Linked DNA regions of Mus musculus: regions 1 and 3 are each linked to region 2. A link is a loop called in an ENCODE intact Hi-C map of the cell type or tissue named here. Cell type or tissue: left cerebral cortex. All regions are shown on one strand. Region 1 has its middle 1.7 kb from the start of Cxcl14. Region 2 overlaps Gm46418 (a long non-coding RNA gene). Region 3 holds the start of Gm32003 (a long non-coding RNA gene).

The links. Hi-C counts contacts between places; a loop is a spot of excess contacts. Peaks named below come from ENCODE experiments on the same cell type or tissue, not always from the same donor. Only the 100,000 strongest peaks of a DNase experiment are listed, where the experiment ranks them.
Region 1: a loop joins it to region 2, with 4 times the contacts of the local background. A loop is called at or near these places in 22 of 42 quality-filtered maps.
Region 3: it touches region 2 in a loop (2.6-fold over the local background); 2 of 42 quality-filtered maps call a loop at or near these places.

What each region holds. Positions count from the first base shown.
Region 1 is chr13:56,296,967-56,299,466 of GRCm38, reverse strand. No RefSeq gene overlaps it. Among named protein-coding and RNA genes, the nearest start is that of Cxcl14, 1.7 kb to the right of the region's middle. In left cerebral cortex, a CTCF peak has its summit at 1,252; no DNase peak of the experiment used is centred here.
Region 2 is chr13:56,421,424-56,423,923 of GRCm38, reverse strand. It overlaps Gm46418 (a long non-coding RNA gene), which reads right to left. Exons shown (of 7, transcript XR_003950506.1): 7 at 112-1,323. Among named protein-coding and RNA genes, the nearest start is that of Gm3045, 3.9 kb to the left of the region's middle. In left cerebral cortex, a CTCF peak has its summit at 1,410 (motif pointing right); a DNase peak (open chromatin) is centred at 1,410.
Region 3 is chr13:56,343,794-56,346,293 of GRCm38, reverse strand. Gm32003 (a long non-coding RNA gene) reads right to left here and starts at 534. Exons shown (of 3, transcript XR_382481.2): 1 at 460-534. In left cerebral cortex, no CTCF peak of the experiment used is centred here; a DNase peak (open chromatin) is centred at 1,055.

The DNA.
Region 1 (2,500 bases), 120 kb after region 2:
CTCAGAGGCTCACTGAAGATGTAGGTGGCTGAGAAGTTCCCCTACAGTACACCCACAACGAACATGAAAGCAACGCTGTCTGCCATGGTAGCGAGCGCTGTGCCTAAAAATGGTCATGGCACAGAGAGCAACTGCAACTGGGCTGCCAGAGAACTTGGAGTGCTTGAGTCTGAGGGGTGGACATGAGCAGGGAGGATGAGGAGGGTGAGGGCAGGAGGGCGTAGATCCCCAGCTGGGAACACTGCAGCCGGAGAGATAAGGCAAGGCAGGGTCTCCAAGGCAGGGGGAAGGATGATGGCTGGCCATAGAGAATAGTCACTGTTGGGCACTCAGCCAGGGCTCTGAGGTAGGAATGGCCTTCTTCCCGTCGGCCATCTTATCCTCCGCAGCCAGCCCAGCTGGTGATCGCTTCATCTGGAAAGGCTTCCCTACTTCTGCCCAGAATCACATCACACACACGGTACTAGCTTCTTTGTGGTGTCTACCTCTGAGGAATTTACACAGTTATCTCACAATTGTGGTGGGCGCTTAGACCCTCTCCTGGGAACAGGTAAGTCCCCAGTGCCTGCACTGAGCCTGGCCCATAGCCGGTGCTCAGCGAGTGTAAAAAGAAAAAGGTAACCAAATTCTCAGGTGTAGTTTCCTCCCTGTGATGGCTATTCTCCGTTGTCAACTTGACTACATCTGGAATTAATTAAAAACCCAAACAGCTAGGAATAGCTGTGAGTGATTTTTTAGTTAATTGGATCATTTGCGGTAGGAAGACACATCTTAAATCCAGATCATTTGGGGTCAGAAGACCCGGCCTAAATCTGGGCCACGCCCTCTCATGGCAGCCTACATAAAAGACATGGAAGAAAGGCGCTTTTGCCTTCGGCCTGCTTTTCTCACGGCCAAGTTATAACCTGCTGCTGAGGCAGGTATTAGAGCCTTCTTTGGGATTCTGATGAGTACTAAAGATTAGCTGAGACATCCAGCCTCACAGACTGAACAGCGATTGGCTTCTCGGGCTTTCCATTGGGAGACAGCCATTGTTAGACTTTCTTCCTCGCTGTGCTGGAAGTACCATTATCATCCCCTCTCACAGAAGAGGACGACTAAGGCATAAGAGTCATTTGCTCAAAGTCACATGCAGATCAACTGATGTCAGACACAGACTTCTTGGTTTTGAATAACATCATTTTTTTAAAGAGACATGAAGAATGCTACAACAGGCAGATCATCACACCAGACGTACAGGGGCTCTTAGCTGTGCGCATGCATTCAAGCTCCAAAGGTGGTGCTGTTTTCATCTTGGTGCAGACCTCTGAGTGGATAAAACTGCCAGTTTTCTTATATTTCTGAAATAAACCCATGCTGCTATACATGAAACAATTTTTAATCTTTTTAAAAATATATGTACTTTTATTGTGTATAAATTGGTGTTCTGCCTGCAGGTATGTCTGTGTGAGGGTGTCAGATCCCCAGGAACTGGAATTACAGACAATTGTCGGGGCTGGGAATTAAACCTGGGTCTAGCCCAAATTTTAATCTTTTAGTGTAATAAATGGCAAAAATTATCTTGCATTCCCTCTGCTGAGCCCAGTGTCCCAATGCCATTGTGACTTTAAGGACAGGTGAAATGGCGGGTGTGGGTTCTGCTTGCTCTTTAAGCACAGCTTCCCCTAGAGGCACACAGAAGAGAAGAAAAGAGAAAGTACAGATTCTGCAGTTAGCCAACTACCACTCCCCCACCCACCCAGAAGCCCCTCTGGGTACTCGCACCCCTAGGAGCTTCCAGGCTAACAACACAGCAAGGTGCAAACCATAGTCTGGGAGCCAAGGCTAGCCCTCTGTGAGCCTAAGATACCTGGACCCTGTCACTGGGTCAAAGCAGCACTTCACCAGAATGCAGGGGCTTGAAGACAGTAGAGTGGTCCTACTCTGCAGTCACATATCCATAGGCCCTCCTGGCTTAGTCACCTGCTTCCTGGTTCTAAAACCTTGGGTGAGATGTTTCTTCCTCACTGTGCCTGTTTCTGCCCTGGCGAATGAACAACTTAAAAGTACCAATTTGAGGGAAGTTGCCCCAGTCAAAGTGACGAATAAAATATATACACAAAATGATGCCCCTAAGTACCATCGTCTGAGCATGGTGTCCTGCATCCTGACAACTGCTCTGTATGATCGTATGTCCTTCTCACAGGTGCCTTGGATGGGCACTATGACAACCCACAGGTTTACAGAGAGTAAACGGAAGCCGTTTAATGGAGAGCCGTGTGCTGGCGAATAGAGGGGTAGGGTGGAATTACATCCACCACCGTCTGGTGCAATGTTCACAAGGTGGGGCGGCCTCCCTCCTGTTACCATGGTCATAGCTGCCTACTGAGCTCTACCTGGCCCTACAGATTCTTATGAATGTATATGACAAGTACCCCGGTTTCTTCACAGCCCCTAGATAGTCACACATGAACATCATACTATAGACCCCTCCTAGGAGTTGCTTAGCCCTCACCACTTG
Region 2 (2,500 bases):
CCCTTGTGCTGTATCCTTTTGCCTCTGCTGTTTCCATGAGAAGGAAGAAAAACAGAAGAAGACAGGGGAGTGAGGAAGAGGAAGAAAAGAGGAGGAGGAACAGAGGGGGTGAGGGAGGACCAGACAAGGAAAGAGCAGGGTGAGGGAGGAGGGAGGAGCACATGGCTGCTCACAGATTTTTCTCTCCCCCGCCCCCCCAATCTGCATTCACTCACCTTTTAGAGTTCTCACATAGCAGCTTGTATGTTCTATTTAGAATTTCCAGTCACAGTAGGACTGGGCTGTCAGGAGCTTATATTATCATCTTATCCTCATTTTTGCCTGTTCTTGTTGTTGCATAGCAAACACTCCTTATATATGCAGGATACAAGCCCCTTGTCGAACATTTGCATTGTGAATATTTTCTTCTTAGGAATGCCTTCCTAATGTTGTTATTGAGGACTTTCTGGGAAACAAAAGTTTACTTTTTTTGTTTTTTTAATGAAGTTCAGTTTGTTTTTACTTAAATCGTGCCAGTTCATCCCTGCAAACAGCCAAGAGATAGGAAAAGACTTATGCGGGGGTTGCACAATGGTGGACCCACGGCCCACTACAGAAGCCTACGCCAAGGATTCACTTAACGTACATGTTCATATGAACATCCTGAATCCCAGGGTCAGAGTCAGATCTGGAGACACCGCACTCCAGGCTGCGCTCCCAGCTTCTGTTTGCCAGGAATCCTGTTCTCTGCCCAGAGAGTACACATTGTGGGTAGGAGGGACCCTGGCCCCACGATGAATAACAGCAAAGGTTGAAAGCTTGAAACTCCTGATTTTCGGGAGCACGTGGTCCGCGCTGCTGGGCGCAGGCAGGGTTGGAGGAGACAGACTCTGAAGGCTGGGGTCTGCGGGATGCTGCAGGGCTGGCTGCAGTCACAGTATCTCTGTGGGACAAATGCACAAGCACTGGTCCCCAGGATGCAGGGCTCGGAGGAGGAGACCCAGGCCCAGCAGCCCACCGGAACACTGCTGCAGTGCACTTCCGGCCCCTCAGGGGGAAATCAACAGCGGCCTGCTTCCTTGTTGGGAGAAAAAAATATCTCCCAAACCCTTTGCATTCGCCTTCACGTGCCAGTCCCGGTGCTAGTCCCATGTTTGCCCAGAAGCCGCTCCTGGGGTTTGGCAGAACCTGTTTGGACAGCATCAAGGCTCACCGTGGTCCATCAGGAGCAGAGCCTTCCCCTCCCCATGCTTCTGGCGTCATCCTGCCAAGATTTTCTTGCTCAGGGAGGGGCTTTAGTAGCATTTCAATTCTTCACCATCTCAGAGCCGTGTGCCAGGGACCCTGTAGGTAAAGGGCGTCGGAATCAGCCAGATGTGTAAGAGTACATATACCACAGTTCCCTCAGAACTCAGTACTTACCGCCTTGTCCACAAGGGGGCGACTGATTTCCATTTATTCTGGAAGGTCCCTATTGGGTCGTCATTAATGATTACTTAAGATGATATTTCTGTTTCTTTGTGTGTGATTGTTTCAGAGAAACCAAATCTCTTTATGCAAGGGTGGCGCCATTTTCCTCCCAGCTGACAACTTTCAGATGGCCGTTTGTTTGAAAACATATTTCCGAATCATTTACACACATCTTCCCCTGCAGTTAGTCACGGGGTGGGGGATTGGGAGTGGGGTGTCTTCTAACAAATACCACATCTCGACCACTGAGAACAGAGTCTTGTGGTCTTCCGCACCGAAATCAGGCAAATTATTTAAATTCACAGGAAAGGGGGGGGGCGCGTCTTTTTGTCAACATCAAACAGAAAGCATTCTCTCTTTGAACATGTAAATCCCTTAAACATATTCAAGAATTTTAACAAGCATTCCAGAAAGCTATCCTGTTACTCTTTGAAGCCCTGGAAGGATTTTCTTAAAGTAGTCACAGGCTCCTCAGGGCTGGGAGAGCCTTTGCTGTGATGGAGGTAGGAGCTCAGACCCTGGGAGCCCCTCTGTTCCAGAGAGGACAGGCAGCTATCCAGAGAACAGGTAGGCCAAAGGATGGTGAGAATCTTCCAGAAAGAAGAGACAATGGATCCATTTCCTATCTGCTCTGCATCGTGGGGCAGTACGGAGACCTGTCTGCTCGTTCTCAAGGACGACTAGCCGCAGCTCTGGACTCAGCAGCTCCATCCGGGAAACCATGTGTCCCTCAGGGGTCATGAAACTGAAAAAGTCTACACAGTTCAGCTGTGTCTCCTTTGGAAATGGCGGAATGTTTTCAGAGGCAGGTTATTGATGATGGTGTTGTCAATAACGGGGATTGGGAGGGGGGAGATGAGTTAGAGAAATGAAGCTGTACTCATATCACACCACATGACATGAAAAGAACAACACAGACCTGTGTTTACGGTCAGGGAAATTAATAGAACTTTCCACTTACTAAGGGAGAGTTGGCCAAGGAGGTTCTCTAAGATTCTTAGGCAAGGCAAAGGAACCAGAGAGAGTTCTGGGCCATGCATGGGTCAAATGA
Region 3 (2,500 bases), 78 kb after region 2:
AAATGCTGGTTACTGCCTGGGAACTTGTGTGACCTCGTGGACTTGCTGTCTACTAACTAGAAATTTCCCAAGGCTCAAACCTGTGTGGTCCCACAGAAAGAACATGGATCCCACGTCAGCAATTGCTCCACAAACGTTGACGGTGTAAGACTGGACCTTCTCTTGAGACGTCAGCCTTCAACAATGAGCTACTGTTTGCCCTTACCTCTCTGACAATTAGCAGAGGGTGAGTCACCCCACTCTGAGTATGCAGAAAGGTAAGGCCCAGATAGATGGGTTGTAATGGGACATGAGCTTATGTGCAGAAACATTACCACTCAGCCACACCACCACTGTGAGAGGCAGACCAGGCCAGGCTTCCACCTTCTTCTATACCCAAGGCCAGAAAACTCCTACAGGAGCAGTCATGCCCTGTGCTAAGAGGGTCACCATGGAAGAGCCTGGAAACTCAGCTCCTACCTCCTTCCAAGCTCTGCAAGTTTAGCTCCATGATGGGCAAGGCCACAAATGCAGGAGGACACAGGCTCCTCCTCCTCCTCCTCCTCCTCCTCCTCCTCCTCCTCCTCCTCCTCCTCCTCCTCTTTCTCTCCTCTTCCGGCTGCAGCTGTTCTCAACTTGTCCCCACTGCCCATCAGGAAACAACTCAGAACATAATTGAGCAGCTGTGGCTGTATAAAGAACCCAGTTCAGAATGAGACATCGAAGTCCAGCAAGTGTGTGCTGTGATCTTTGACCGGATGCTGACACATGTGATGGGCCGAGCCCACTCAGCAAACCCAAAACTCTCCGAGCATCATCTGGACCCTCTTCCTGCTTGTATGCCACAGGGTCAGGATTTGTAGGACCATCCCCTCCCTTGATTCCCTTTCAGAGGTCACAGCTATGTGTCCTCCAGAGTCCGTGGGTCCTGTGATCCCTTGCTCCATTCAATGTGCTCATCAGAAGCCATATTTGAAGCAGCATCTACCATCCATGGTCCACCTTCTGTCTGGATCCACCCATTTAGGAAACCATATCCTTGTTTGACCAGATCACTCCTGCACACGTGTTGCTTTGAATTCTAGCACAGGATTCAGCATGACATTTCCCTTGGATTCCTCTTCTGAGCCAACAGAGTGAGGGCTATTTCCCAAAAAAACAACACATTATTAACAAATGAATAAGAGCCAAGAAAACAATACAGCCAGCATATTTAGTCCACGCAAGCTTGTTTAGAATACAAATCGCAAATGTATTTAATTCACAAGGCTCTTGGGGAAACTTTCAGACCTCTTATATCCAACAGAGCCAAGAAAGTCACCAAAGTGAGGACTATTCACTGGCCAAGGGCTGCCCCACACAGGTCAGTGCCAGGTCCTCAGAGATAGAGGACTCATTCTCAGAACCCTGGTAAGGCCCCTCACCCCACCCACTGGCCAGCCACACTCCTTCATCCCATGGTCTGCCTTTGCCTTAAGCGTGGCCATCCAGCCATGGTCAACAGCATCCAAGATGTTTCCCTGTGATCAAGGATAGGTTAACTGTGAGAAAACAAGACGCCGTTATGACAACCTCCATGAACGCAGGGTAGAACCGGGCCCTGAGTACGTTCAGGCCCAAATAGAGTTGATTTATGAAAACCAAACAAAGTTTCCAGCAGGCCTGGCACGTCTACAGCCTTGGAGAAAAAGCCTTAATTATACTGCCTCTGCTCATTAAATAGATAAGATCTTAGCGGAGGCAAGCTATGTTTTGTCTTCAGGAGAAAAATTTAAATCCATCTGGCTCCATCTTTTACAGTTGTCATCAATATCCTAAGGCCATGTGAAGTGCCCCGAGTTTTCATCTTCCTGAGGCTGGGGTGTTGGGGGGGTGGGCGAGAGAAAAACGGAACATCAACAAGAACGCCAAGGCTGACAGCATGTTGTAGACGCGGTGATTCTAGCATTCCTGTTTCTACAGAACTCCAGAGCACAGCAGGCCCTGCCTGGGGACTGGACCAAGTAATAAAGCATCCACAGCCACCGGAGGAGACAGCCCTGGCGTTCCACAGAAGTGCCACCTGCTGAACGTGGAAGTGGTCAGCCTCGCCTCTCATTGCTCAGGGGGAGACAGTGCTCTCTATGGAGCACACAGCACAGTGTAGGCCCAGGAGGCCCCTCCTTTCACATTCACAGAAACGGTGGTCAACTGTGTCTCAGTGACCACACAGCCTCACCCTCAGGCCTAGGCCTTCCCTTCCTTCAGCTCTTCTTCCGGATCTCATCCACCCACACCTTTTCTCCATTTCCTAAAATCTGTCTCTCCAAGCTCTTATTCCCCAAATCTTCAATTTTTAAATCCAGTTGCCAACTGACACCTGAAATTCAAGTGCCTAAGAGCACCGCTGTGGTGTTGAGTAGGAGCCTAGGGGTGGGCATTCTTGTCTTATGTCTGATCTTTAAAAAAAGGATCTAATTAATCCTTTAATTTAGATATTTATGGTTTGCATATTATATAAAAAAATCCAAGGGTAAATCTC